3 separate regions of the Homo sapiens genome follow, and regions 1 and 3 are each linked to region 2. Evidence: read pairs that join two places in POLR2A ChIA-PET (ENCODE). Cell type or tissue: A673. All regions are shown on one strand. Links, peaks and the distances in the headings refer to the core of each region. The heading gives the core; the rest is flanking DNA. Region 1 overlaps AS3MT (arsenite methyltransferase). Region 2 holds the start of INA (internexin neuronal intermediate filament protein alpha). Region 3 overlaps CNNM2 (cyclin and CBS domain divalent metal cation transport mediator 2).

Region 1 (10,326 bases), core at 2,895-7,894, 400 kb before region 2:
ACATCCGGGAAGCCTTGCAAAATGTACACGAAGAAGTAGCCCTAAGGTAGAGTGCCCTGTGCTGTCCCCAGGAAGACCCCAAACAGCAGTTTTCCCAAAAGATAATGATGCAGGTCACTAGGGAATTAACCCGTAGCCACCAACCCATCAGCTTGCCTTGTCTATTGTAAAAATCCTAAATCTCAGCACCCATCATCTTACTGCTCTAAGAACCTCCGATGAGTCTGGGCGCGCCAGTGAGCCTGTAGTCCCAAGTGCTTGGGAGGCTGAGGCAGAGGATCGCGTGAGCCCAGAAGTTACAGGCTGTAGTGTGCGATCCGGGATGTGAATAGCCACTGCACTCCAGCTTGGTCAACATAGCCAGATGCATCTCTAAAATAAATGCGTACTTTAAAAAAATTGCCTAAAAAAAAGAACCTCCAGCGTGAACACTCTGTAGTCCCTACCCATGCTCACAGAATACAGTCACACTCACTGGATCTGCCATTCAAGATATGCGCAGTTCAGCACCCACTAATCAACCTTGGCCCTTTTGACCCTTCCCTTCCTCACTCCATCAGCACTGCCTGCCCAGCCGGCAGTCACCAATTTGGAAGGTCTTCCCTTTTCTTTTTCCTTCCCAACCCTGCGCATCCAGCACCACGCTGCTGTCCCACCTACTGCATGGAGCCTTCTCTAATCCTTGAGCGGCCTCTTCCCCAAACTGCCACAGCACTCTGTCACTCGGTCTGTCCGTAAATCACGGGAAGTGTTTTCTGTGCACGATGTTTTATCTCGCCTCTCAAATACACCTACGCGGCGGGGAGCGGTGGCTCACGTCCGTCATCCCAGAACTTGGGAGGCCAAGGCAGGTAGATCACTTGAGGTCAGAAGTTCAAGACCGACCTGGTCAACATAGTGAAACCCTGTCTCTACTGAAAATACAAAAATTAGCTGGGTGTAGTGGGGCACGCCTGTAGTCCCAGCTACTTGGGAGGCTGAGGGAGGAGAATCACTTGAACGTGGAAGGCGGAGGTCGCAGTGAGCGGAGATTGTGCCACTGCACTCCAGCCTGGGCAACAGAGAAAAACTCAGTCAAAACAAAACAAAACAAAAAAAAGGCCGGGGGTGGTGGCTTATGTCTGTAATCCCAGCACTTTGGGAGGCCGAGGCGGGAGGATCACGAGGCCAGGAGATCGAGACCATCCTGGCTATCATGGTGAAACCCCGTCTCTACTAAAAATACAAAAATATTATCCGGGTGTGGCGGCACGCGCCTGTAGTTCCGGCTGCTGGGGAGGCTGAGGCAGGAGAACGGCGTGAACCCGGGAGGCGGAGCTTGCAGTGAGCTGAGTTCGAGCCACTGCACTCCAGCCTGGGTGACAGGGCAAGACTCCGTCTCAAAAAAAAAAAAAAAAAAAAAAAAAAAAAAAATTAGCCAGGAGTGGTGGCAGGCGCTCGTAGTCCTAGCTACTCGGGAGGCTGAGGTAGGAGAATGGTGTCAACCCGGGAGGCGGAGCTTGCGGTGAGCTGAGATCGCGCCACTGCACTCCAGCCTGGGCGACAGAGCGAGACTCCGTCTCAAACAAAACAAAACAAAACAAAACAAAACAAATCAAAACAAAAAACGCCTATGGGACAGAAACCTTACATTTTTTCCTCAATAACTAGCGCAGTCCTGGGCCTGAATTAGAAGCTCAGCTAATGATTAAATGTATTTATTCAACACATTATTTTATTTTATTTATTTATTTTTGAGACGGAGTCTCACTCTGTCCCTTAGGCTGGAGTGCAGTGGCGCCATCTCTGCTCACTGCAACCTCTGCCTCCTGGGTTCAAGCCATTCTCCTGCCTCAGCCTCCCGAGGAGCTGGGATTACAGGTACCTGCTACCGTGCCCAGCTGATTTTTTGGTATTTTTAGTAGAGACAGGGTTTCACTATGTTGGCCAGGCTGGTCTCCAACTCCTTGCCTCAAGCGATCCGCCTGCCTTGACCTCCCAAAGTGCTGTGATTATAGGCGTGAGCCACCGCGCCCAGCCTGAACACATTATTTTAGATGGCTTATGAAGTCTTAGTGCCTAGCACATGCCCAACAATACTGTGGTAAAGCAGATACAGTCCCAGCCTTCATGGGTGTCCAGTTCAGTGGAGACTAAACATCAGAAGTATGAGTGAATGATGCAAGAAAGAAGGAAGGAAGGAAGGAACGGAGGGAGGGAGGGAGGAGGGAAGTATGTATAAGATTTAGTGGTTTCATGTCTTACAGTCTCCAGGGAAAAAATATGTGTTTTCCATTTCCCAGATATTATGGCTGTGGTCTGGTGATCCCTGAGCATCTAGAAAACTGCTGGATTTTGGATCTGGGTAGTGGAAGTGGCAGAGATTGCTATGTACTTAGCCAGCTGGTTGGTGAAAAAGGACACGTGACTGGAATAGACATGACCAAAGGCCAGGTGAGGCATGATTTGGAAGACAAGGAGAAAAAGATTCTCAAAAGCATTATTTGAAAAATAAAGTTGTTTTCTTCGTGGCTCTTCAAGGATAATTTAAGAAAGCTTCTAGTTAGCAATGCTCATTTGTGCCACTAGTGCTTCCTGTCTTGGAAACTGATAACTTGAACAATTAGGGGTTCTTCTGGGCGAACACAAGAGTCGGAGGTTTGCTCTGATATGAATATCGTGACGATAGAGTGGACTTTGATCTTTCCCTTCTTGCTGCCATCTATCCTGAAAGATTTTGTTATTGAATGAGGAGTTTATTCAAGCCAAACTGCACGGGCAGCAGGGAGTTTATGTCCCAGGTTGTAGTATATCCTACGTGTCCACAGGAATCTTGTATGTTTATCCAAAATAATCTAGGGGAAGTATATTCTGTTAGTGATAGGAAATTTTTAGGAAAAAGTTGTGTATTTTTTTCAAAATGTTATCAAAACTATATTTTTCTTACTTTAGGTGGAAGTGGCTGAAAAGTATCTTGACTATCACATGGAAAAATATGGCTTCCAGGCATCTAATGTGACTTTTATTCATGGCTACATTGAGAAGTTGGGAGAGGCTGGAATCAAGAATGAGAGCCATGATATTGTTGTGTAGGTCTATATTCTTACTGTTATGACTATAGCCCATTTTCTTTATTATTATTATTATTATTATTGAGATGGACTCTCGCTCTGTCACCCAGGCCAGAGTGCAGTGGCCCAATGTCAGCTCACGATAACCTCTGCCTCCCGGGTTCAACTGATTCTCTTGCCTCAGCCTCTCAAGTAGCTGGGATTATAGGCACACGCTACCACATCCAGCTAATTTTTTAAATCTTCTTTTAGTAGAGACAGGGTTTCACCATGTTGGCCAGGCTGGTCTCAAACTCCTGATCTCAGGTGATCCACCCGCTTCCACCTCCCAAAGTGCTGGGATTACAGGTGTGAGGCACTGTGCTCAGCCCTCATTTCCTTTTGAACACAGAGATGTCACTATTACTGTTTGCTGAATTGACTCTCATTTAGGGTGTTAAACTAAACTTAGCATGGCTTACTAATGGGAGAGAGCTGGTTTGAGCTGCTGGAGCTCACCAGCAGCAGAACACACCAGACCAAGAGGGAACTTACTTGAAACTTAACCACAAACCAATGAACCCAAAAGACCAGCAGGACCACTAAGTTTGCTCCTACAATACATGCTGACCTGTATCTTTCATAATATTTTCATGGTAAATTATAGGATTCTATTTCCTTTTTTCCCTCAAGTTGTTATTGTCAAATCATGCCCAAGTGACAGCTGCCTTTGAGGAACATAGCCTGTTTACGTGAAGCATAAGAAATGCCTTGTGCCGGCCAGGTGCGGTGGCTCACGCCTATAATCCCAGCATTTTGGGAGGCCGAGGCAGGTGGATCACGAGGTCAGGAATTCCAGACCAGCTTGAACAACATGGCGAAACCCCGTCTCTACTAAAAATACAAAAATTAGCTGGGTGTGGTGGCACATGCCTGTAATCCCAGCTATTTAGGAGGCTGAGGCAGGAGAATCACTTGAACCCGGGAGGCGGAGGTTGCAATGAGCCGAGATTGCGCCATTGTACTCCAGCCTGGGCAACAGGAGTGAAACATCCTCTCGGGAAAAAAAAAAAAAGAAAGAAATGCCTTGTGCAGTAGGCATCTGGTCTGAGGTTTCATCTTGTTACATGGTGAACATCAGGACAGAAACAAGTAAGAATCATGCCTGATGTTATTTTCTGCACATTCAAACTTGCTAACAATTTATTGAGATTTTAAGCACTCTGTCTCTGATCTTGGGGAAAAGCTTAGTTGAAGGCATTAGAAAGAGAGGAGGGAGGCGGTAAGAATGGGGTAGCTTTGACAGAACGGTGGGAACCACCTTTAGGGTCTGAAAGGATTTGCAGATCTCTGAGTGTTGTGAAGATTTGCTCGACATTTCATCTGTTCTCTTTTAGATCAAACTGTGTTATTAACCTTGTGCCTGATAAACAACAAGTGCTTCAGGAGGCATATCGGGTGCTGAAGGTGAGGAGGAGAGTGAGATAAATTATCTTTGAACATCAGTAAGAGCTGATGGGTTAAGTCTTGTTTGTTCCCCCTTGAACTAAGAGCTCAAACTCTCTTAATTTATCCATTAAATGAATAAGGGGTGGCAAAAGGGGGAAGGGGCAGGAATACCCCGGATATGGATTACTTTCCCTCTTAGGTTGCAAAAGGTAGTAAATCCGAGGTGACAGTTGTCACTGAATGTGTTAAGGTATTTGCTTTCTTGACTGTCTCTCCTATTTGCTGCTGTACATGATCCTAGAAGAGCATCTGTGGAGCTATAGGAATCTTTGCACTGACTACTAATGATTGCTTTGAATATACTCTCTTCTAGCATGTACAGTGTTTCTCAGGGCTTCTGATTTCTTATCTGTCATGATTTCAGATCTTTGGGAAGTTACAGAAGATGGAACTTTTACATTAACTACTTGCTAAAAGGAAAGCTTGCAGGAGCTCCACAGCCTTCATTGTATCATGAGATGTGTATCTTCATGATAGTAGATGAAATATTCAGCCAGGTGCGGTAGCTCACACCTGTAATCCCAGTGCTGTGGGAGGCCGAGGCGGGCAGATCACCTGAGGTCAGGAGTTTGAGACCAGCTTGGCCAACATGGAGAAACTCTGTCTCTACTAAAAATACAAAAATTAGCTGGGTGTGGTGGTGCGTGCCTGTAATCCCAGCTCCTCGGGAGGCTGAGGTAGGAGAATAGCTTGAACCCAGAAGTCAGAGGTTGCAGTGAGCCAGGATCGTGCCACTGCACTCCAGCCTGGGAGACAGAGCGAGACTCCATCTCAAAAAAAAAAAAAAAAAAAAAAGATTCTAGCTGGGTGGGTGGTACATGCCTGTACTCCCAGCTACTTGGATGCTGAGGCAAGAGGATTGCTTGAGCTCTGGAGTTTGTGTGCAGCTTGGGCAATATAGTGTGATCACTGCCTCTAAAAAAATGTTTTTTTTTTTGAGATGGAGTCTCACTCTGCTGTCCAGGCTGTAGTGCAGTGGCAGGATTTCATCTCACTGCAACCTCCGCCTCCTGGGTTCAAACAATTCTTTTGCCTCAGCCTCCCTAGTAGCTGGGACTACAGGCGTGTGCCACCATGCCCAGCTAATTTTTGTACTTTTAGTAGAGACAAGATTTCACCATATTGGTCAGGCTGATCTTGAACTCCTGATCTCATGATCTGCCTCAGCCTCCCAAAGTGCTGGGATTACAGGCATGAGCCGCTGTGCCTGGCCAAAATTTTTTTTTAAATTGACAACAGATTTTTGAGATTTTTGGTTTACAAAGCTGTCATAGAACTCAAATACAAATATCTATATAGAAATGATTTAATGATTTAGTGATGTCTTTGTTAGTATGTCATTTTACACGCCAGTTCACTATCTCCACCAAAAATGTACTTATAAAAGGTAGAAACACTATTATAGAATCTAGATCTCCAGGTTTCCAGGTTTTTGAAATTAGCTAAATAAAATGTTAAGTTCCTGATCACTCATTTGCCTTACATTTTAAGGATAATATTTTAAAGATAAAATGTGTTGTTATAAAAGTAAATAACAACATTACAAAAAGTTATATTTTTTAATAGAAATGGGGTCTTGCTGTCACCCAGGCTGGAATGCAGTGTCACTATCTGTACCCCTCTAACTCCTGAGTTAGAGGGGTCCAGATAGTGACACTCACTGTACCCTCTAACTCCTGGGCTCAAACAATCCTCTTGAGTAGCTAGGACTCCAGGCACATGCCACCATGCCCAGCTAGTTTTTAAATTTCTATATGGGAGAGAGGGTCTTGCTGTGTTGCCAAGGCTAGTCTCAAACTGCTCTCCTCCAGCAAGCCTCCCACTTCGGCCTCCTGAGTCATTGGGATTAGAGGCCTGAGCCATCATACCTGGCAAAGTTATACTATTCTTAAGAGATAAAAGATTATGAATACTGATGATATCCTCTGTTCTACAATGACCTGGGGCTGCTTTTGGTTCAGATTGGCTAAAAATTTAAATGTAAGTAACCTGAAAATCTTTATTTAGGAGACAGACACTCTTAGAATGTGATTTTATTACCTGTTGGATAAGCCACTGGGAGGAAAAAAAACCTTGGCACTTGACTATTGATTGTAACTAAAGAGGCAGCTGCTATTTGTTCACAAAGGGTCAGCTTAAACATTGCTATTGATTTTTAAATTTGATTTTGTTCCCCTATTCCTTTCTTTGTTATGTGGGGTCAATGTAATCATTAATCATCTTGTTTGGACTAATATGCCTCTGTTTCAGCATGGTGGGGAGTTATATTTCAGTGACGTCTATACGAGCCTTGAACTGCCAGAAGAAATCAGGACACACAAAGTTTTATGGGGTAGGTGATTTTGTTTAGTTTAGTATTAAGGCAGATGGTTGTACATGTGCAGAACTCCTTTCTGCTAATAGCCAGGATGAGGCTATATGAGATCACATGGGGTTAGGCCATGAGGCCAAGGTTCCATTCTTCCTCTGCCATTCAAAAGTGATAGGGCTTTGGATAGTTTAATTCATCTCTTTGAGTTATCGTTTTCCAAATTGTAAAATGTAAATAATAATACAATCTGCCTTATAGGGCTGTTATGAAGATTAAATGGGATAAAGAATGGGAAAAATACTTTGAAAACTCTAGTGTGGAAATGAGGACAATTGTTCCCAAGCTGGTGTCCTCTTAGTCCCCTTATGTTCTCATCATTATTGTGTTCTTTATTCCTTTATTATCATTTTAATAGTCTGGAAGTTGAGATAAATGCATGCTTTTCATCAGTCTATGAAATCAAAAGTTCTTATTCTTAAAATAATATTAACTTTATTCTTACTATGTAATAATAAATAGGTACCGTTAACAAGTTGGAAAGTGCCAAAAAAAAAAAAAAAAAAGAAAAAATTACTAAGCTGGACACAGTGGCACACACCTGTAACCCCAGATATTTGGGAGGCTGAGTCAGGAGGATTGCTTGAGCCTAGGAGTTCAGGTACAGCCTGGGTGTCATAGTAAAACCCTATCTCTTAAAAAAATTACTTATAATCATATAACCCAGTGATAACTTCTTTTTTTTTTTTTTTTTTTTTTGAGATGGAGTCTCGCTCTGTCACCCAGGCTAGAGTGCAGTGGCGCAATCTTGGCTCACTGCAACCTCCACTTCCCGGGTTCAAGTGATTCTCCTGCCTCAGCCTCCCAAGTAGCTGGGATTACAGGTGCATGCCACCATGCCCAGCTAATTTTTGTATTTTTAGTAGAGATGGGGTTTCACTGTGTTGGCCAGGCTGGTCTCCAACACCTGACCTCATGATCTGCCCACCTCGGCCTCCCAAAGTGCTGGGATTACAGGCATGAGCCACCGCGCTCGGCCTATGATTTATTTTTTATACTACTTTATTCACATAACAGTGCTTTTCAGAATGTGGCGTACTGCATACATGAATATTATGCTTGCAGCTGAGTAGAACCAATCCACCAGTGAGTGTCCTGAAGAATGGTTCCTAGAGACCATCAGCTAGCACACCCAGTCTTAACCATGGCTTTCTAGACCTTGGAGGGATGCTCAAGTTAGCTTCTACTGCTAGGATCTATGTTTTAACTAATACCATGTCCTAATTAATTATATAGAAGAATAGTTCCCTTAATACTGTATTAAGTGTTGGCTGGTCTGTGGTTTTTTGTTGTTGTTTGTTTTTTAGGTGAGTGTCTGGGTGGTGCTTTATACTGGAAGGAACTTGCTGTCCTTGCTCAAAAAATTGGGTTCTGCCCTCCACGTTTGGTCACTGCCAATCTCATTACAATTCAAAACAAGGAACTGGAAAGAGTTATCGGTAAGATATGACAGACAGCAGGGACTATTATAACTACAGCTTGAATGATTGAAATGTGGTGATTAGTAAGTAACTTCTGAAGGAGTCTCATTGAGGGATACTTTCTGTTATCTGGAAATAGCTATCTTGCCTCCTGTACAATGGTAACCCCCCAAAAATTTTGATATTTAATAAAGCACTTTGAAGTCATTCAGTAAATAGAGTGAAGTGCTCAGAAAGATAACTGATGACATGCAAGGAAGAAAATCATCTTTATAACGTGTTTGCTCCTTGTCTGCTGAGCAAGGCAACAACTGGGGGAGTGCTGGAGATGAACCGTGAATAAATTCTATTTTTAGGTGACTGTCGTTTTGTTTCTGCAACATTTCGCCTCTTCAAACACTCTAAGACAGGACCAACCAAGAGATGCCAAGTTATTTACAATGGAGGAATTACAGGACATGAAAAAGAACTAATGTTTGATGCCAATTTTACATTTAAGGTAAATAAAACAATTTCCATGACTTCTGGTATTCTTTCTGCTCTTGCCCTTGCTCCAGCTATCTTTTCTTGACTTTGCATTGCCTCCCATTTTTCTGGTGTTGGTTTGTTTGTGTGTGTGTTTAAATGTATGTGTGTGTTTCAAGTGGAGTAAAAAAGCATTTTTTCCCCAATACTTATTTATTTATTGACAGGGTCTCGCTCTGTCACCCAGGCTGGAGTGCAGTAGCACAATCATAGTTCACTGCAGCCTGACCTCCTGGGCTCAAGCGATCCTCCCACCTCAGGCTTCTGAGTAGCTAGGACTACAGACTCATCACCACACCTGGCTAATATTTGTATTTTTTGTAGAGATGGGGTTTTGCCATGTTGCCCAGACTGGTCTTGAACTCCTGGGCTCAAGTGATGTGCCCACCTCAGCCTCCCAAAGTGCTGGGATTACAGGCGTGAACCACCGTGCCCAGCCCTCAATATTTATTATAAAAATGTTTTTGGCCAGGTGCGGTGGCTCACACCTGTAATCCTAGCACTTTGGGAGGCTGAGGCAGGCAGATTACCTGAGGTCAGGAGTTCGAGACCAGCCTGACGAACATGGCGAAAACCCATCTCTACTAATAAAAATACAAAAATTAGCCGGGCGTGGTGGTGGGTGCCTGTAATCCCAACTACTCTGGAGGCTGAGGCAGGAGAATTGCATGAACCCGGGAGGTGGAGGTTGAGGTGAGCTGAGATCATGCCATTGCACTCCAGCCTGGGCAACAGAGTGAGACTCCATCTCAAAAAAAAAAAAAAAAAAAGAAGTTTTTGAATACAGAAAAGTTAATAGTACAATGAATACCCACATAGGCATTACCTATATTTCAGCAATTGAGAACATTTTTCCATGTTTGTGTGTTTATATGTGTATATATATATATATATTTATTTGCTGAGCCATTGAAAATAAGTTGCAGATATTATGACATTTTACCCTTAAATATTTCAGCATGCGTCCCATAGGAATGTAATATCCCTCTGCATAATCACAATACCATTACACACCTAAGAAAACTTTTTACAAGAAGCCTCATTCAGACATTGGATTAATAGGGCTATAGAGAAGTAGGATGGAAAAGAGTAGGAGTATGTACAATAGTATTTCAATTGTTTAATTGTGTCAAGGAATTAAGAAATTTTAATGTTGGATGATGGCACTAATTGGCATTTTTACTGCCCTGTGCATAGTAAGATTTGTTTTCTCAAAATGGAAAAGTTCAGGCTTTGGAATCAGATACCTGGGTTCAAATTCTGGCTCTATTATTATTGTTTTTTATTTTTTTTTCTGAATGTCACTAGACAAACTTTTATTGAAGCATAAATTGTGGTACAGAAATACATTTTAACTGATTTAAGTCCAACACCAGTGAAAGGAGAGATTATGGCACCAAAACTTTCCCTTTCCTATCATACCATGATTTAGATTATGATGCAATCTACATTTCTCTTTTCTAGGCTTTGTCCC
Region 2 (10,326 bases), core at 2,361-7,360:
CAAGTTCAAGACGAGCCTGGAAAACATGATGAAACCCCGTCTCTAGTAAAAATACAAAAAATTGGCCAGGCGTGGTGGCTCATGCCTGTAATCCCAGCACTTCGGGAGGCCAAAGCAGGTGGATCACGAGGTCAGGAGTTCAAGACCAGCCTGGCCAACATGGTGAAACCCCATCTCTACTAAAAATACAAAAATTAGCCAGGTGTGGTGGTGGGCACCTGTAATCCCAGCTACTCGGGAGCCTGAGGCAGAGAACTGCTTGAACCCAGGAGGCAAAGGTTGCAGTGAGCCGAGATTGTGCCACTGCATTCCGGCTTGGGCGACAGAGCGAGACTCCATCTCAAAAAAAAAAAAAAATACAAAAAATAGCCAGATGTTGTGGCAGACACCTACCCGCTGACCTGTGGTGAGCCAAGATCACGCTACTGCCCTCCAGCCTGGGCAAGAAGAGCGCAACTCCGTCTCTCTTTTTTTTTTTTTTTTTGATGGAGTCTCGCTCTGTCACCCAGGCTGGAGTGCAGTCGCATGATTTCGGCTCACTAAAACCTCCACCTCCCGAGTTCAAGCAATTCTCCTGCCTCAGCCTCCTGAGGAGCTGGGATTACAGGCCCGTGCCACCACACCCGGCTCATTTTTATATTTTTAATAGAGACAGGGTTTCACCATGTTGGTCAGGCTGGTCTCAAACTCCTCACCTCAAGTGATCCGCCCATCTCGGCCTCCCAAAGTGCTGGGATTACAGGTGTGAGCCACTGCACCCGGCCAACTCCGTCTCAGAAAAAAAAAAAAAAAAAAAAGAGTCTCACTGCACTAAGCAGAATTATGTAGTGAAGAGAGAATGTATGCTTGTCTTTGCTTGCTGGTGACCTTGTGCTGCACCCGCACCTCGGTGCCTTATCTATAAGATGGAGGTGAGGGCCACCTTGAAGCATGGTTCAGAGGTAAACCTATGCAAAAGTGCCAGCACAAGTACTGGCAGACAATCATTACTCAGCAGTGTTAGCAATCTTTTATTGTTCACCTTACCAGGTCTTTCTAAGCCCAAAGACCTCAGAATTGAGTCCCTCCAACTCAAGGCTTTGGTCTGTGATGAGGAACCAGAGGGGCAGGCTGTGGCAGGGCCTGACCATCTTCCATGACATCAAGCACAAAGCCAAGAGATATGCTCCAAAGTCCCATAAGATCCCTTTTCACCCTTCCTTTAGTGGCCTGTCCCAAGCATATTCCCCTTTCCCCATGAAGTAAAACTTATCCTAGAACTACGTCCTTGAAGATTCCAATATCAATAAAAGGCCCTCAGTCTGGAATTCTGGGATATAACTAAAAAGGTCTTCCTACTCCCTCTCCAAAGCCATATCCACATCCTGAATGATATTAGAAGCTTGCAAGTGGGTACATATTACAGACGCCACACTGACCCCTCCCAGCCTTCATCTTTTCAGATTCCATTCTTTGATTCTCACCCCCTGCCCCACCAACCCTACCATGTGGCAGAAGAGGCCGGCTCAGTCACCAGCACTCTCCCCCACTCCTGGAGTTTAATCTTTTTGCAGGGATCTCTTTTCTCCAAAAAGAGATCTGCACAGGGAGTGGCTCTCTGAAGCCAGTTGAGAACCTGCCCTGCTGGATTTACACAAACTGAAATCTCAAATGCCCACAGGGTCAGAGAGGTAAAGTAAATGAATTAAGAAGGGGGGCGTAATTCAGTGGAGAATGGCAGGGACTGTAGTGAACAGGAGAGCACACTTCTTATACAAATGGCAAGGGCAACTCACCTCTGCCACTGTGGGCATCCCAGCTCTTCCCATTTTCAGAAGAAGCCAGAAATCCAATTTCTTTACAGGTGAAATCTCCTGGTTTAAAAATGCTCCTTTCGAAATATTTTAAAATATAATGCTCTAAACACAAAAGTCTGCAGCCCCCTTTCCAGCAGCTTGTGGTCCTGGCCTGTGCCATGCTTTAGTGCCCTAACGATGAGCCCCAGCAATTCCCAGCGCCTCCTGCTTCTCCAAGTCTGGCCTCTTTTCCCCTCTGTACCGCCGCTTCTCCCCACTCTCCGCAGCTCGGGGTCACTTTCTTTACTGATCTCCCCTCTCTTCTGGGAGAGGCACTTGCTGAACATCTTTCCGCCCGGAGCCTCCCCAGGAGCTGCAGAGGGGCAGCTGGAGAGATGCTTTCTGACGTAGCATCTCCCACCTTTCTCCTTGGGGACCCTGAGGAAGGGGACAAGGGCTCGCTCTGCAGGTCCTCACTGTAACTGGAAAAACACGACCTCGCCCTCGGGAAGGCTTTCTGTGCGCCTCACCTCAGGATGAGGGTGGGTGTAGGGGACACCTCCCAGAAACCCCTAACCTCCCAGTCGGTTAAAGAAGAGGGGATAGGGTCAAGGGATGCGACAGAGCTGTGTGGTTTCCGGATGGGAAACCTCAGTCGTTTAGGCACCCCTCCGCTCGAGTCACTTCCGAAGCAGTCGATTCTTGGGGAGAAGCGCTGCGGAAAGGGGCGACTCCGATGCAGATGGCCCTGTCCCGGCGCCCCAGGTCGTCGCGCGCGCAGCTGCGGTAGTCACTGCGCCTCCCCGCCCCCACTCCTGGATGCCCCCCTTCCCTCTCCCGGCCAGACTCTGAGCAGGAGCTCCGCCCCCAGCGCGCCGCCCCAGCCCCGGCGCCTTAAAAGCCGGGCGCACCGCCCCGCCGCGCCCTGCCTGCCGCACCTCTCCTTTCTTCTGTAGCTCGCGTTGAAGCCGCACGTCCGGCCCCGATCCCGGCACCATGAGCTTCGGCTCGGAGCACTACCTGTGCTCCTCCTCCTCCTACCGCAAGGTGTTCGGGGATGGCTCTCGCCTGTCCGCCCGCCTCTCTGGGGCCGGCGGCGCGGGCGGCTTCCGCTCGCAGTCGCTGTCCCGCAGCAATGTGGCCTCCTCGGCCGCCTGCTCCTCGGCCTCGTCGCTCGGCCTCGGCCTGGCCTATCGCCGGCCGCCGGCGTCCGACGGGCTGGACCTGAGCCAGGCGGCGGCGCGCACCAACGAGTACAAGATCATCCGCACCAACGAGAAGGAGCAGCTGCAGGGCCTCAACGACCGCTTCGCCGTGTTCATCGAGAAGGTGCATCAGCTGGAGACGCAGAACCGCGCGTTGGAGGCCGAGCTGGCCGCGCTGCGACAGCGCCACGCTGAGCCGTCGCGCGTCGGCGAGCTCTTCCAGCGCGAGCTGCGCGACCTGCGCGCGCAGCTGGAGGAGGCCAGCTCGGCTCGCTCGCAGGCCCTGCTGGAGCGCGACGGGCTGGCGGAGGAGGTGCAGCGGCTGCGGGCGCGCTGCGAGGAGGAGAGCCGCGGACGCGAAGGCGCCGAGCGCGCCCTGAAGGCGCAGCAGCGCGACGTGGACGGCGCCACGCTGGCCCGCCTGGACCTGGAGAAGAAGGTGGAGTCGCTGCTGGACGAGCTGGCCTTCGTACGCCAGGTGCACGACGAGGAGGTAGCCGAGCTGCTGGCCACGCTGCAGGCGTCGTCGCAGGCCGCGGCCGAGGTGGACGTGACTGTGGCTAAACCAGACCTGACCTCGGCTCTGAGGGAGATCCGCGCCCAGTATGAGTCCCTGGCCGCTAAGAACCTGCAGTCCGCGGAAGAATGGTACAAGTCCAAGTTTGCCAACCTGAACGAGCAGGCGGCGCGCAGCACCGAGGCCATCCGGGCCAGCCGCGAGGAGATCCACGAGTATCGGCGCCAGCTGCAGGCGCGCACCATCGAGATCGAGGGCCTGCGCGGGGCCAACGAGTCCTTGGAGAGGCAGATCCTGGAGCTGGAGGAGCGGCACAGTGCCGAGGTAGCTGGCTACCAGGTAAGGGCCGGGGCTGGGCGTGGGGAGGGGTGCCCTGCCCTCTTCCGCGCGTACCCTCTTCCTCTGGTAAAACTGGGCCCCAGGACTTAAGGGGAGGGCAAAAGAGAGGAGAGAAGAGCCGCGGCTGGAGGCGCTGGTTAACAAAAAACCCTGGAGTCTTTAATGTTAATTTTAGGGAACGCCCCTCATTTATGTCCCTGCCCCAGCCCTTCAAACAAAGAAGCCCTTAAATTTATTTGAGGTTCGAAAACCCAACTCTGCCTGTCTGTCAGCAAGCGGGCCTACACACACCGGCGACCCGGAGAACAGTGCCCCACCCAAAGTAAGACTGAGCCCAACGGGGCAGGTTACGTGGGCGGTGCTGTCTCGGCTATCTGGCTTGTTTGGTTGACTTTGAAAAGCTTTCTGTGCGCCCTAGAAGTTATTTATGGAGTATGGTCTGCTTCAGGGCTGAAGGAAGAATGCGATCCTGAACTGGGAAGAGTCCTATCCCATTTTCTTGACTTTCGCGCTCCAAAAAGTAGAGATTGGGAGCCAACAAGCTGAGCGATGCTTGAGCTAGTAGTAACCACCCTGCTCTACCCACCTCCCCAACACACACACACACACGATTCCCTTGTCCACCAGCACACACACACACACACACACACACACACACGATTCCCTTGTCCACCAGCTGACATTTCCTCCTTAAGAAAGCGTTCGCCGGTTGGCAAAACGTGAAAGGTCGGGGCGCTGTCCACGGTGCTGATCTCGAGTTCTTCCCATCTCAGAAATTATGTCTCTCCTGTCTCGTGTCCCAGTTATGAATCTCTAGGCAATTAACTGCTTTGATTTTTTTTTTCCTGCAACACCAACACATCAGTCTTGGCTACCTGCAATCAAAGGTCACCTCATAGACAACATCAGTTTTGGCTTTCATGGATGGCTTAGCACTAAACAAAAAACACTTAATTTGCTCAGCAGCTGTGAGGTCCCACTTGAAAATTCCTGTTTTGTTAGTATTTTTTTCATTGTAAGTGCATGTGATAAGTCACAGAGATGGTTTTTCTTTGTTCTAGTGTATGTATTTTTTCCATATTTCCCTGTCCTCTAAGCTCCTGTGATGGTATTGATTGGCTATTTCTTCCCAACAAAGGCCACTGTGTCTTCAGTTTTACTATATAAGAAATTCTGGGATTATGACCGCAAATGGCACAGAGGCAGGGGACAGGGTAAATGGAAGGTGTAGAAAAGAATTGGAATAGTGTGGTTCGGTTTCAAGGTACAATAAAAGCTCCTTTGAATAGAATGACTATAATTCAGAAACTTGCAATAATTCTAGCTAGGATTAAAGTTTACATTTGGTGAGATTAATAGGGCTTGGAACATTGGTAAAATAGAACCAAGAAAGGAATGAAATCTCAAAAGTAACATTTTAATCAGAAGCTAAAGAATTCTTATTGATGTGCAGGTATTTGCTGTTTGTTACAATAACTTCCTTTGATAAAGGAAAAAAGCCTGCTTGGACTGTTTAGGTTAGTTTGGTATTGCATTATCATTCAAATAAGTACTTCCATTTCTGCCTCAAAATCCATAACTTGAACTTTTCATTATGTACCCTAACCCCTGGATGGCCTGAATTAATCACATTTGGCTAATTGAGACTTCATTTTTTTCTTCTAGAAGCCTCCAAGTACGAGCTAGGTGGTCTTCTGGAGGGCTAGCCCAGTATTTCTACAAAAAAAGGATAACTTACTCAGAGCTGCCAGCTGAATTGGGCTTCTCCATTTTCTCTGCTTGTTATAGCCCATACATTCTAAGAAGTAGTGACAGTTTTGCCTGGCTTGTTTGCTGTAAAAGGCTTTCATCATTAGACAATGGTAGCGTCATCCAGACATGGTCTACAGGAAACAAACAAAAAACAACAACAGAGAAACTGCAGCATCTGCAGCTCTGCGGTGCTGCCCCCATCAGCTTGAGCCTTTAGAGCCACAGAGGACCTGCTGATGGGAGTGGAAGAGGAGGTCAGACAACAGAGAGCTGGTTCCCTACTCCTTGGGACCTAAGGCTAAGGTGGAGCTCAAGTCTTACCTGCAGATCCTAACGGCCTGATGCCACAAGGGTGTCTCTGACTGTTCTAACAATCTTAGCAGTGCTGACCAAGGTGAAAAGCCTCCCTTTCTACAGTGAGATTTAGCCATTGTTTTCTTGCCCTCTCATCTCATCCCCACCTTTCACTGCAGTAATGGGAGGCTGTTCTCCTTCTTCTGCTACAGAGATTAGTGGTAGGGCCATTTTTCTTTTCAAACTTGGCACCCTCTATGAAACATAGGAAGGCCCCATTAAAGTCCCATCTTCTCTGCCCCAGATAGCTGATAGCCTATTTAAGGAGAGAAAGCTTCTTACACTTTTGAAAGGGTAAAAAATGATTCACGGTGACACAGTAAGTACACAATAGTGGATGAGAGAGTCTGAATCAGGCAAGAGAAGAGATTAGGAAGAGCTAAGGCTATTGTCTTCAAAAGCCAAATGCAACTCCCCTCTGCATAAAAAGCTGATGGGGTTTCCATTTCTGACATAGGGCAATGCTGGTGCCTACATAGCCACTTCGGCACCATTAGAGTCCTAGTTCTGTTAAAGATGTCCAAAGACATTCTTGGAGGGTACTCAGGGTCTCAGACCTCTACTGTGGTCAGTCTTGGAAAGTTGAAGCTTTCCTTGAAAGACCTTGCTGAATGATCAAGATCACCGCAGGTTAATGCTCTCCAGGGAGACAAGCCAAGTCTTCTCTTTTTTCTCCATTATGAGATTGGAGTACAGCCTAATTAAATAGCAGGAAGGGGCTGGCCCCTTGGAGACTGGAGGTGACAGTGGCTGCATATAAATCCATAGCTTGATAGATCCATTTCTAAAATTAGCTACATTTGATCTTTTTTAAGCTCTTCCACCTGGTTTTTGTTTCATTTTGTTTTGTTTGCCCCTCCCTATCTTACTGTATTACTGTCACCTGGGCTACCATGATAGCATCTTTATAGAAAAAAATTTAAACTAGTGGATCCTAAACCCAGTGACACTCTAAGGTCAATTGGGGGCTTAAAAAAATTATCAGGCCCACTCCCAAAGATATGGATTCAGCAGTTCACAGGTAGGGCCCGGGAATATGCATTTTTCAATAAAAGTGCTGCATCCTGTTGGTCCTCAGACTGACTTTGGAGTACATTGATCTAAACCACTTCTTCCAGTAAAGTAGTTTACGGAGATACGTATAATACAGGATTTTCGAGTGTGGTGGAGGAAAGAAAAAGATGGGGACAAAGGAAAGGTAGGAGTGAGAATAAAGCACGCATGGTGAACCACAAATAAAAATCCTCCGTCCCCACTCAAGTTGATTATGCAGAGCAGTAATTCTAAATAGCCTCTTTCAATCAGACTGTGGGGCACTCACTACTGCCTCCCTGACCCAGGGCCCCCAAACGTGCTGAAATCCACAGCTCTGTCGTTCTTCTTCACCACTGCAGATGTTAGTGTGGCCATTCATTTCTCTTACTCCACCCGGCATCCTTCCAGCCACGGGCTGCGATGCTCAGACGAGCTAAGACGATGCTCAGCGTTTGTCTTAGCTCCTCCAGGAGAGACCCCAGCTGGAGCTGGGCGTGCCGCTCTCCGGTTCCCTCAGGCTAAGCCGGCAGCAGCTGCGTGGTTGGGGGAGGGGACAGACTGCAGCGCTCTGCTCAGATCTCGAGCTGGAGGCCATCTTTGGCAGGGCTTCTGAAGGGCAATGCAAGACACAGCCTGATGTGGGGAGGAGAGCACAAACAAAGAGACCAGACATTGAAGAGCAATCAATGGTCAGAACACAGCACACTTCCTTCTGAAAGGAGCAAAGTTGTGCTTTTCTCTACAGTGATCTGTAAAATAGATATATGAAATCTGCAACATAGAAGTTCAAGGAAATCTCATCTGTCTAGAACTCAGCTCCCCAACCACCTCTTATTCAGAAAACACAGCTGTGAAACAAAAATAATGTTTTAAGCAAGGACCTAATTAACCTGCTGATGAGACATATCATCTATCTCTAAGCCAAACATTAGGAACTTGGCACCTCTACTGCCCCCAGCCTATTCATTCTTAACACGATTTCAAAATGCTTTTTTATTTGGTTTCAAGACTGCAGCAAGATGGAGAATGGGGACCACTGGAGTCAGGCATTGTTAAGAATGAGCAGCAGCAGATCCGTTCATCTTTCAGAACAAAGAAAATCAATGAGCATCAACACTAATCCAAACACCGCACTTTGGGGCCATTTAGGGTAGAATTAAACAGCCTGATATACCTCGAATGACCTAAAAGATGTCACCGAATTATTTTTAAAATTGATTATTATCATGACCCTTAATTGCTGTGGAAGGTGGCATTATGTTTAGTGTCCTGATTGTGAGTGGTATAAGCCACTTTAGAAAGGCTTTTTATTCAAAATTGTTATTAAAAAAAAAAATCTGGTGCTTTAAGGTATATGCCTCCAACTATCCAATATTAAAGTGTTGTTATATGTTACTTTTCGTAGTTATCTAAGGGGTTGGTAATAGTGAGGGCTTGTGATTAATTTGTCTATATCATCAAAAGGATAGAGGGCCATGTGGTATGATATTATCAAGAATAAAAATCACTAACATTTATTGAGTTCTTCCTGTGTGCCATGCTGTTCTGATGCCTACTAATTTAACAGATAATGGACTCATCATATATTAATGTATATGTGAGATATATTAAATTGAAATCCTAATTTGAGGATCTCAGAACACCTTAGAAAAAGAGTAAACATAACTTTCCGTATGCAGAAGTAGAAGATTGGAAGGAACTAAAATGTAGAAAACTGGCTGAGGTCCAATGGATGTTAGTGGCAGAGCAAAAACTGCAACCCAAGTTCCTGATGAAATCCTCCTCTTATCTTCATATAGCATTCCTCCTCCTTCTTTGCATAATCATATTTTCTTCTTTCTCCTTTTTCCCTCACTCTAGACTCTTTTCCCTCTTACCACAGTAATATTGATTCTCTTGTCAGTAGCTAGAGGGTCTATGTCAGTGATTCTATGTCAGTAGCAGAATTGATTATAACCTCAAATAGGAACTATCAGGTAAAATTTCTTGGTAAAAATCTCTTTAAGGCCTCATGATCTCTTAACACACTTTGAAATATATGCATCACGGTCCAGTATAATACGTATTTTTCCTACTGACTGTCATTCCTTGTTCTGTACCCATCAGTCAATTGAGACTCCTCTTTGCAGTATTCCTGTCAATATTTATAGAACAGGTAGGTGGTATGAATTTTAATTCTGCAAATTCTCTTGATTTGGAAGTTTGTACCCCCTGATGTCTCAGCCCTACCTTTCACCATTGCTTTATCATTCTCACACAAGGGGAGTTTCAAGGGCCTGTCAACACTTACTTTCTTGAGGTTTCTGATATGTTTATCTGCATCACTGTTTCTTTTTTTTTTTTTTTTTTTGAGATGGAGTTTTGCTCTTGTTGCCCAGGCTGGAGTGCAATGGCACGATCTCAGCTCACTGCAACCTCTGCCTCCCAGGTTCAAGTGATTCTCCTACCTCAGCCTCCAGAGTAGCTGGGATTACAGGCACACGCCACCACGCCCAGCTAATTTTTGTATTTTTAGTAGAGACCATAGTTTCACCATGTTGGCCAGCATAGTCTCAGTCTCTTGATTGACCTGAACTCCTGACCTCAGGTGATCCACCCGCCTCAGCCTCCCAAAGTGCTGGGATTACAGGCATGAGCCACCATGCCCGGCCCTGCATGACTGTTTCTTAAAAATAACCCCCAATCATTGTGTCTTTTTTTTTTTTTTTAAGACGGGGTCTTGCTGTGTCGCCCAGGCTGGAGCACAGTGGCGCCATCATAGCTCACTTCAACCTCCGCCTACCGGGCTCGAGCAATTCTCTCAGCTCAGCCTCAAGTGATTCGCCTGCCTCAGCTACCCAAAGTGCTGGGATGCCCTAGAGATGTTTTCTTGTTATCGCAACTGGGAGAGGGAAGTATGTGCTTCTGGCATCTAGCCAGGGATGTTACTAAATATCCCGCATTTCACAATAACAAATAATTAGCCAGCCTAAAACATCAACACTGCCAAAGTTGTAAAACTCTGTTATAGAGGAAAGCAACAGAAAATAAACTAGTATAAACCAGTAAATTGCCGGGGCCGGACACTGTGACTCATGCCTGTTATCCCAGCACTTTGGGAGGCTGAGGCGGGCGGATCACGAGGTTAGGAGTTCAAGACCAGCCTGGCCAACATGGTGAAACCCCATCTCTACTAAAAATACAAAAATTAGCCAGGTGTGGTGGTGCACACCTGTAATCCCAGCTACTCAGGAGGCTGAGGCAGGAGAATTACTTGAACCCAGGTGGTGGAGGTTGCAGTGAGCTGAGATTGCGCCACTGCACTCCAGCCTGGGTAACAGAGCAAGACTCCATCTCGGAAAAAAAAAAA
Region 3 (10,326 bases), core at 2,802-7,801, 350 kb before region 2:
CACCATCTTCCTCACCAAGTTTTTCATGATGATGACCTTCCCCGCTTCCTACCCGGTCAGCAAGCTGCTGGACTGCGTCCTGGGCCAGGAGATAGGCACCGTCTATAACCGGGAAAAACTGCTGGAGATGCTCCGGGTCACCGATCCCTACAACGACCTCGTTAAGGAGGAGCTGAACATCATCCAAGGGGCGCTGGAGCTCCGCACCAAGACGGTGGAGGACGTGATGACCCCACTCCGGGACTGCTTCATGATCACCGGCGAAGCCATCCTGGACTTCAACACCATGTCTGAGATCATGGAGAGCGGCTACACCCGCATTCCAGTGTTTGAAGGGGAGCGCTCCAATATCGTGGACCTGCTGTTTGTCAAAGACTTGGCCTTCGTGGATCCCGATGACTGTACCCCCCTGAAAACCATCACCAAATTTTATAACCACCCCTTGCACTTTGTTTTCAATGACACCAAGTTGGACGCTATGCTGGAAGAATTTAAGAAAGGTGGGAAATTTTGGTCTCTTTCATTGGCTTGCTCTTTCTCTCTCCATCCTCCTCCCTACTTGAGTCCTCTACCCTCAGACCAACCCCCCAAGGCGAGTTGACCGGGATTTCTCCTTCTCCCTCTTAATTGCAAAGTTGAAAGGGTGGCGTGGATTTGGGGATGGATTGAACTAGTAAGTGCTACTAGGTTATTTTAAAGCACAAGACTGCCATCACTTACTTTTTCCCATTATCAAAAAGCAGGCTGTGTAATTTCTGTGCATGACACTTATTTATTTTTTTTTTTTTGGTCCCGTGTGTGGGCCTCTGTTCTTGAGGGGTCTGCCGCCTTCATTGTCTGGGTTCTCAGTGAGTAGGTGAAGGTAGGGGCTGGCTGATGCCATGCCATTTGGTGGACTTTAATCACAGGCATTTGGAAAACATGTAACTAGCTTTTGTAAACCCAGTGCAGTCCTTTTTCTCCTCCTTAAACATCCACACTGGCCTTTCAAAGATCGAAGTACATTTTCTATAGCTTCTGTTCCTGCTTGCCTGGCAACTTGTGGGGAAGATTGAGGTCTGCCTTTGAGGGTAAGGGGTGGGGTAAACTAAGTATCGCCAAAAAAAATCACCCATTTTGGATGTGACTTCTCTTAGCTAGAAAAGAGTTGTTGTTGTTGTTTTAAATTAAAGTTATTAATATGTAACTTGGAAAGATTAGAGGTTAGCCAGCCTTTTGTGAAGAGGCTGTATGTCCCGTAGCCTTCTTCACTATTTGTTTACATTTATCTGACAACAGTTACAGTTGCCCAAACCAAGTGTGATTTTGGCAGAAAGCTTGAACCTTTAACAGTGGGATGAATCCCTCTATTGGGGCTTATTTATTTCTTGACTCTTTCAGTTTAACGTGTTCTTTTTTTCCACCTTGATCATCCGATACATTAAGTTGAAGTATGTCTCCGTCAACTCTCACCGTTCCAAGATGCTTATACAGTACATCATTTATATTTGTTCGTTTGACCATATAATGAACAGGTAAATAGCAACTTGTACTATTATTATTGAAGTTCTGAATGTTTCCAGTAAATAGTGTTATTTGAAAACCAAGGGATGCTGAGTTTTTGAATTATTAAGATGCTAGGGCATGTGCAGGTATTGAAATGTGTATGTAACCTTTCGTGACCTGATAGTCCTCAAAACCAAGTTTCCCTTCTTCAAATAGAATTTTGATCACTGGTAGTAGTCTCTCCTCTGAAAAAGGTGATATGTACCTGGTGACAGCTCACTGGATGTGATGATCTGAACATACTCAAAGAGTGTATGGTTGTCCTAATGCCATTTTTCTGGTTGAATGATGTCCTCTCTAGAACAGGATCACATTGTAGTAAGTTTTATGTAAAGGAACAGGGCAGAATGTGCTTTGAAGATTGGTAAATTTGCATTTAAAAGCAGAAGGAGGTTCTTCTGGTTTCTTAAATAGTAAAAAGAAAATGTCCAGTATCTCTAGGTGACATAGCTTCTTTTGGGGGTGTCATTCTTTCACCACTAAGTTGTTAATTAGAGCATCTAACTTCTTTCATTTTGCAGTAATATCTGTAATACAGAAAGATATATTGGGATGTTTGGAAATGCCCCTGAAAGTCTTTCTATTGCTAAATTTCCCAATATTGATACAGATGATCTATTGCATGAGTTTTTTATTACTTAGAATTTTGCACATTTACTCATGAATTGATAACACTAGTTTGTACTTCTTGCTGAAGTCTTTTCTTCACTTCTATATCTTTTTACCTTGAGAATTTAGTTTTTCACCTCACAGCTCCTTAATGCCGCCCTTACTCAAAATTTCAAAATTCGTATTATTTTGAAATTTGTGCTTGATTGACCTTGAACAATTTTTCTATGATGGATTTATTTTCATGAGGAGCTGTTTTTCCTTCAGAATTACCACTCAGTATTTTTTTGAAATGTATTCTTTAAATGATGGAATTACTAATATTTCCCTATGAATTCTAGAAAAATAATAATGCACAAGATTTAATTTTTGTCTTTAACTAGAATGATGTATTTGGTTAAGAAGATAGTCCAAGTTAAAGGCATACATTCAAGCTAGTGGCATATTCGGAAGAGCAGGCAAAGATAGTTGGTTGCAAATGGGAAATTTAAGCCATGATCTTAAAAGGACAGAATGGATATTTGTTACTTAAACTATGGGAATAATTGATTTTTTCACCTTCCCTTTCTTGGATTTTTTTTTTATTATCAGTTTGGTTACTTTAACCTTACTGTCAGTTATATTGGTTCTTTTTTTTATGTCTGAGTTAAAACATTTTACCTGATTTTCATGTCTTCATTTTCTAAATCAATTATGACAGTGTTAACAATCAACCTTTTATTTTTCTCTACTGAATAACGGCGTATTAAATGGTTTGAAGACTTTTTCTTCCTCTACCTCTCTCCTAAATTCCTCATTTACAAAAGAAAACCCAAAACAAAACAAACAACCCCAACAATACCAATTGTAACTCCCCAGACCAGTTAGATCATAGATCCAGATCTCATTGAAAATTATCCTTTTGGCTAGGCATGGTGGCTCATGCCCGTAATCCCAGCACTTTGGGAGGCCAAGGTGGGCAGATGGCTTGAGCCCAAGAGTTTGAGACTAGCCTGGGCTACCTGGTGACACCCCGTGCCTACAAAAAATACAAAAATTAGCTGGGCGTGGTGGTGTGTGCCTGTGGTCCCAGCTCCTTGGGAGGCCTGAGGTGGGAGGATTCCTTGAGCCTGGGAGGCGGAGATTGCAATGAGCTGAGATGGTGCCATTGCACTACAGCCTTGGGGACAAAGACCCTGTCTCAAAAAAAAAAAAAAAAAAGAAACAAAATTGTCCTTCCTAGTTAAGAACTTCTGTATTGAAGACTTTCCTGTATATAGCTGTAGAGAATTAGTCTGAGTTGTTCTTTATTAAAGAGGAGGAAATAGAATGTTCTGAATGTGGGAAGAAAAGCCACCTTTATATTAGTATATGTGAATGTCTTCTTTCTTCTTCCTTTTTTTTTTCCCCAAGAGACAAGGTCTCACTGTGTTGCCCAGGCTGGATTCGAACTGTGATTGTCTTTTTTCTCTGGCTACCAGGAAACTCTTGGCTTTATTTGAGACAGTAATTGTGCTGATTTTACAGTTTGATCATGATGATGGTGATGATTATTACTTACCTATGTATTCTGTGCCAGGTACAGGGGCTGGGGCTTTATATGAATCACCTTGTTTAAATCTCAAATGGCTGAATGAAGTATTATCTCCATTTTACAAATGAGGAAATTGACTTGGGTGAAATGATTTGTTCAAGGTCACACAGTAATTTGTGCCTTGGGGTTTTAACTTAGGTCTTTGTGACACCAGAACCTGCTCTCTTAACCTCTCTCTTATGCTGCTCTCCTTGATCCTGGTTTGACATTTCTATTTTACTGAGTGTGAGGTTTAGTCTTTTGTCTCAACACTGCCTCAGAGCCTGTTGGGCAATAGAAAAGAAATGTGTTTAAACATATATATGGCTTTAAACCCAGTGCTTCTGTGGTGTTGTGCATAACAACTGGTGTCCCCTTTTTTGCCATTAAAACAGTTTTTTGGCCTGTGTGATCCTAAGTCTAAAGAATTGTGTTGACAGCATTTGCATATCCAGCATCAAGATTCATTTTGGAAAGTTTTGTACTAACAATGTGCTGTACTAATGTGCTTCTTCCATGGGCTGCTCTACAGCTGTTTTTCCCATAGCTAAATTATGTAATCATGTTTCACTATTGGTTTCTTATCTGTTTCTGTTGCAAGGGTCACATAGTAATTGGTCAAACTCAGTTTTGTGTTTTAATCTTGGTTTTTATTTACATTTTTGAATCTATCTGTATAACTGGTTGCTAATGAGCATCCTTTACACAACTCTGCTCTCTGTATTCCATGCAAGGAACCTTTCTCTTTTTTTGTGTGTGTTAGTTTTGTAGTTACTTACAAGTCTAAATAAGAGAATAAATTCAGTAAATACCGCTAGAGGATTATGAGAATTTTAGAAAAACTAGAGCAATGTAGTGTAGGGGAAGGAAAAGCAAAATGAAAGGCTGCCACCTTTGTGTGTGGAAAGCATGTTAGAGGCTCTCCATTCACCTGACAAAACCGTCCTCACAAAAGATTGGGCCACCAAGTTGTCTATGCTGAGGTGCATTTGAAGAATTTGTAACCAGTTACTGTTTCATTGTTTTTCTTTTAGCTTTATAACAGTTGCATTCCAGTATTGCAGAGCATGCTATTTACAGCTGCTAGGGACTTAGCCAGCCTCTTTTCTAGCTTTTTCTTAGTAACAGGTGGGATCACCAGATAATGTTGTTCTTCAAGGAAAGAATGCACTGTACAGTTTTCACCTAAGATATTAGGTAATTTCTTTCTATAACTCAGCAAATCTCTCCATATTAATATACTGAGAGCTTAATATTAAACACATTTTTTTCTCACCAAATTAAGTGTTGTATTTGCCTTGAATCTAGGAAGTTGTTTTTTTTTTTTTAATTATTTTATACGTATTTGTTAGGGTCTTGCTATGTTGCCCAGGCCTGGTCTTGAACTCCTGGCCTCAAGCAATCCTCCCATCTGAGCCTTCCAAGGTGCTGGGATTACAGGTGCATGCCACCATGCCTGGCCAGAAGATGTTTTTATTAGTGTTTAAAGGTATGAATGGTGTCACCGGGAGCTGATATATTTGTTTTCATGATGTTGTACATTTATTTTTGTGCAGTAACATACATTAAATGATTGTAATTTTGTGTGTTTTTAGAACACTATTATGAAATATCCAGATAATACAGAATCAGAGCTGGAAGGCAGGCAGCTTGAGGATTATCTAGTCCAGTGTTTGCCAGATTTACCTGATGATAAGATTTACTTGGGGCTGGGTGCGGTGGCTCACGCCTGTAATCCAGGCACTTTGGGAGGCTGAGACGGGTGGATCACCTGAGGAAGGGAATTCAAGACCAGCCTGACCAACATGGAGAGACCTTGTCTCTGCTGAAAATACAAAATTAGCCGGGCATGGTGGCACATGCCTGTAATCCCAACTACTCGGGAGGCTGAGGCAGGAGGATTGCTTGAACCCGGGAGGCGGAGGCTGTGGTGAACTGAGATCGCACCATTGCATTCCAGCCTGGGCAACAAGAGCGAAACTCCATCTCAAAAAAAAAAAAAAAAAAAAAAAAAAAAAAGATTTACTTGGGTCACTTAATAAGAGTAAGGTCTTAGGCCTCACCCAGAGACCTCTGAATTGGGAAAGAGCTTTTGGAATCCATGTCGTTTACAGTTTCCCTGGGGTACTTCTTATGGTTAGGTGAGTTTAGGAAAAACTGGTCTAGTCAGCCCCTTGATTAAGGAAAGTAAACCCTGAGAAAGAGAAAAAACAAAGTAAATGACCTATTTAGGGCCACCTACCTAGCTAGTAGCATCAACTGAACTAGATCCCATGTCCCTGACTTCTAGATTGGAGTTCTTCCTGCTCCAGCAGGCTGGTCTTCTGGTCCCAAGTTATTCAGAGATGAAGGTAGCAGCATCATTGAAAAAACAAATAGTGAGTGTTACCGTTGGTTTTTATTGGTCTCGTGATTTTCCTGTCAATATGTTAGATGCCCTGGATTCAAGCAATTTTTGACAAGCATTTTATTATATAGAAAATAAGTCCAAGTGTGTGAGCTCATTTTTATTTAATTTTATGTTTTATTTTTATCTTAGTTTAACTGAGTTTTTTACTTTGTTGTGGTTAGACTAGGAGGGTATTTTAGGAAATGAGTGTTGATACCTAGGTTATTTGAAGCCTCAGGTAATTAAATATAAGATGTTTTATTTGACTTAGCTTATTTTGGATATCCTTTAATGATTTGTTTTCTCATTGATTATTTCTTCTGTGAGAGTAATGATGATTGGATTTGGTTAGGACTGTGGGGGTGAAGCTTCCTTGACTTTTCATTTCTGTTCACAGTACATACAGATCTGTAAAATTTCCATGGAAATGTTCATCAAAGCATTTGAAGCCCATGTCCTATTCGTGCATTTGTGTACCCTCTGTACCACACACCTCCCAAGTTTTAACAAATAATATAAGTGAAATTCTCACAGAGAATCATGCTGATTTGTAGAAGTTATTGCGTTACTAGGATCACCGAAGTCTGAGCATAGACATTTAGGTGAGGAGAGACCCTAGTTAAATACCAGCCCTGACTAAGTAGGAGCTGGATGAAGCGGGAAAGGAACTTGTCTGCGTTTTCTCTTGGTTTTTATGGGGATTACACACTATCTTTCCTGAAGCATTCTTAACCATTGTGAGGGGCTGGTTAATTTTAATTATTAGCAAATCTAAACACAATTTAAAATATCATCAACCAAGAAAACCCACAAAACAGACTGAACTGTTCTGTGGGTTTTCCTGCTTTTACTTATTTATTTTCAAAACAGGGTCTTGCTCTGTTACCCAGGCTGGAATGCAGTGGTGCTAGCTAGCATAGCTCACTGCAGCCTCGACCTCCCAGGTTCGAGTGATCCTCCCATCTCAGCCTCCAGAGTACCTGGGACCACAGGCGTGTGCCACCACACCCAGCTAATTTTTTTTTTTTTTTTTTTTTGAGATGGAGTCTCGCACTGTTGCCCAGGCTGGAGTGCAGTGGCACGATATCGGCTCACTGCAAGCTCCACCTCCTGGGCTCATGCCATTCTCATGCCTCAGCTTCCCGAGAAGCTGGGATTACAGGCACCCGCTGCCATGCCCGGCTAATTTTTTTTGTATTTTTAGTAGAAACGAGGTCATGCCATGTTGTCCAGGCTGATCTTGAACTCCTGGGCTCAAGTGATCTGCCTTCCTCGGCCTCCTGAAGTGCTGGGATTACAAGCATGAGACACCATGCCTGACCCCTGCTTTTATTTTCAATATAAAATTTTATGTTTACAAGCGTGAGCCACCACACCCAGCCTTACATAAACTTTTAAGAGCAAACCTGTAGAGTGTAATTAGATGCGTAGTTACTTATAAAGTGGTATATATTTTTCAAATGAGCCCTTTTCTCTAAATATATATATATGTGTGTATGTATATGTTATTGACAGTAAACTTTCAATTCATTAAGATTTGCTTGACATATAAAGAGTACTATTAAACTCAAACATGTGGAAGTGGATCACTAGGATTGAATACAGTTTTTTAAAGTATTGTCTTTTCATCTCTTTTTGTTTTTCTCAGAACACACAAACAAGAAACCCAAATCATACCAACACTGAAAAGAAGAGACAATAAGAAGCATTCTTTCTTTCAACATCACAGACATTGGCAACTCTAGGATGTCTATACAGAGGGATAAAAAGGGGTGGCAGTTGGCTGGGCGTGGTGGCTCATGCCTGTAATCCCGGCACTTTGGGAGGCCCAGGGAGGTGGATCACTTGAGGTCAGGAGTTCCAGACTGACAGTCTGGCCACCATGGTGAAACCCCGTTTCTAATAAAAATACAGAAAAATTAGCTGTGCGTGGTGGTGGGTGCTTGAATTCCCAGCTTCTTGGGAGGCTGAGACAGGAGAATCACTTGAACTTAGGTGGCGGAGGTTGCCGTGAGCTGAGATCACGTCACTGGACGACAAAGTGAGACTCTGTCTCAAAAAAAAAGGAGGGGGTGGTGGCAGGCTTTCGAAGGAGGAACTAGAGGTTTGTGGTCTAGCTTAGATGTTGATGGATAATGGGGATGCCAAACCCTCTCCCTGTGTTACATTAGTGCTATGACTGAACATAAACACTGCTGTAATGGACGGTGAGATCTTCGTGTCATCCTATTTAACCCTCCCTTGCTGTCATTCGGAGGTGGGAGTGCTTCTTTTTGAATTCACATGCTGTGGGGAGGATAGCATCTGTTAATGCAAAGGTTAAGAACAATGTGCTCTTCCTGGATCTGTTTTGGACAAGTAACTTATCCTCTTTAACCCTAAGTTTTTTTCAAAGTAAAATGGGGATATTTTCTAACTCATATGGTACTTAGTAAGAATTATTGTACTAATAAATATATAAATGTTTCTAACAGTACCTGGCACTTTGTGCTTAACCAGTATTTTTATTATAACAATTCTTTCTGTAGGCTCTTGGTTGTTATCTTAGTCTGTTTGTGCTGCTGTAACAAAATACCACAGACTGGGTAACTTAAAAATAATAGAAGGTGGCCGGGCATTGTGGCTCATGCTTGTAATCCCTGCACTTTGGGAGGCCGAGGCGGGTGGATCACCTGAGGTAAGATCACCAGCCTGGCCAACATGATGAAACCCTGTCTCTACTAAAAACACAAAAAATTAGCCAGCTGTGGTGGTGGGCGCCTGTAATTCCAGCTACTCAGGAGGCTGAGGGAGGAGAATCTCTTGAACCCATGAGGTGGAGGTTGCAGTGAGCCGGGATTGCGCCACTGCACTCCAGCCTGGGCAACAAGAGTGAAACTCTGTCTCAAAAAAAAAAAAAAAAAGAAATTTATTTCTCAGTTCTAGAGGCTGGGAAGTCCAAGATCAAGACACTGGCACTGGCGTCTGGTGAGAGCCTTCATATGGCATCCTCACATAGCAGAGAAATGGAAGGTGAAAAGGGCCTAAGCTAGTTCCCTCCAGCACTTGTATGAGGCGCTGGTTCAGAGTCCCCATGGCTTAATCACTTCCCCCAAAGGCCCCACCTCTTAATATCACTACTGTGGGGATTAAGTGTCAACATGAAATTTTGAGAGGACGCATTCAAACCATAGCAATTGTTCTTGGTCATTCTCTTGACTGGAGCCTGATAGTCAAGAGAGACATTTTAGCGTGTGTCCTTATAATTATTATTGGTGTTGAAATCTAAAAGTGGCTAGGCTCGCTGGGCGTGGTGGCTCATGCCTGTAATCCCAGCACTTTGGGAGGCCTAGGTGGGTGGATCACTTGAGGTCAGGAGTTCAAGACCAGCATGGCCAACATGGTGAAACCCAGTCTCCACTAAAAATACAAAAATTAGCCGGGCGTGGTGGCATGTGCCTGTAGTCCCAGCTACTTAGGAGGCTGAGGTGGGAGAATTGCTTGAACCCAGGGGGCTGAGGTTGCAGTGAGCCGAGATCATGCCACTGTACTCCGCCTGTGCGACAGAGCGAGACTCTGTCTCAAAACAAGAAAAAAAAGAGTGGCTAGGCTGGGTGCAGTGGCTCATGTCTGTAATCCCAGCACTTTAGGAAGCTTTTAGGAAAGCTGAGGCAGAAGGATTGCTTGAATCTAGGAGTTTGAGGCTGCAATGAGCTGTGATTGTACTACTGCATTCCAGCCTGGGTGACAGAGCAAGAGCATGTCTTTTTTAAAAAAAAAAAAAAAAAGTGACTAGTTATTGTAGGTTTTTTCTTTTCCTTTTTGTTGTGATTGAATCCTAAGCTTTGTTATTTTCCTAGCAGTTGACAAGGTGACTACATGCATATATATTTTTAAGGAAAACAGAACAATTTATTATAGGTTCTACTTTCCTTAGAGTAAGAATACTGTGTTTTAAAATAATTCTTCATTCTCTTTAATCATAAACAACTGAAAAAGACAACAAGTCTTTTGAGTTGTTTATCCGCTCATCCGTTGATAGACATTTAGACAGTTTCCACTTTTTGGCCATTATGATTGGTTATTATGAATAATGCTGCTGTGAACATTGGCATGCATTTTAAAAGCAAGTGCTTGTGGATTTTGGAAGCCCTTGAATAACCAAAGACTTTTAAGACTAAAGGAAGATCAAAAAAGATAAAATATTTTAACACTGATTGCATAAAAAGTATAAAAAATGGTAATGCCTAAT

Evidence for each region. Peaks named below come from ENCODE experiments on the same cell type or tissue, not always from the same donor. Only the 100,000 strongest peaks of a DNase experiment are listed, where the experiment ranks them.
Region 1: POLR2A ChIA-PET joins it to region 2 with 8 read pairs; 2 of 35 experiments call an interaction of 5 or more read pairs at or near these places.
Region 3: POLR2A ChIA-PET joins it to region 2 with 6 read pairs; 7 of 35 experiments call an interaction of 5 or more read pairs at or near these places.

The regions. Positions count from the first base shown.
Region 1 is chr10:102,870,166-102,880,491 of GRCh38, forward strand. AS3MT (arsenite methyltransferase) reads left to right here. Exons shown (of 11, transcript NM_020682.4): 3 at 1-46; 4 at 2,283-2,433; 5 at 2,932-3,068; 6 at 4,427-4,496; 7 at 6,789-6,870; 8 at 8,214-8,345; 9 at 8,684-8,826. It overlaps BORCS7-ASMT (BORCS7-ASMT readthrough (NMD candidate)), which reads left to right. Exons shown (of 15, transcript NR_037644.1): 7 at 1-46; 8 at 2,283-2,433; 9 at 2,932-3,068; 10 at 4,427-4,496; 11 at 6,789-6,870; 12 at 8,214-8,345; 13 at 8,684-8,826. Among named protein-coding and RNA genes, the nearest start is that of AS3MT, 5.9 kb to the left of the region's middle. In A673, for the core only: no CTCF peak of the experiment used is centred there; no DNase peak of the experiment used is centred there.
Region 2 is chr10:103,274,441-103,284,766 of GRCh38, forward strand. It overlaps INA (internexin neuronal intermediate filament protein alpha), which reads left to right and starts at 2,698. Exons shown (of 3, transcript NM_032727.4): 1 at 2,698-3,836. The coding sequence starts at 2,772. RefSeq lists an enhancer at 3,113-3,717. In A673, for the core only: a CTCF peak has its summit at 3,144; DNase peaks (open chromatin) are centred at 2,651, 3,221 and 4,561; H3K4me3 peaks cover 1,548 bases; H3K27me3 peaks cover 752 bases.
Region 3 is chr10:102,919,602-102,929,927 of GRCh38, forward strand. CNNM2 (cyclin and CBS domain divalent metal cation transport mediator 2) reads left to right here. Exons shown (of 8, transcript NM_017649.5): 1 at 1-500. Among named protein-coding and RNA genes, the nearest start is that of CNNM2, 6.5 kb to the left of the region's middle. In A673, for the core only: no CTCF peak of the experiment used is centred there; no DNase peak of the experiment used is centred there.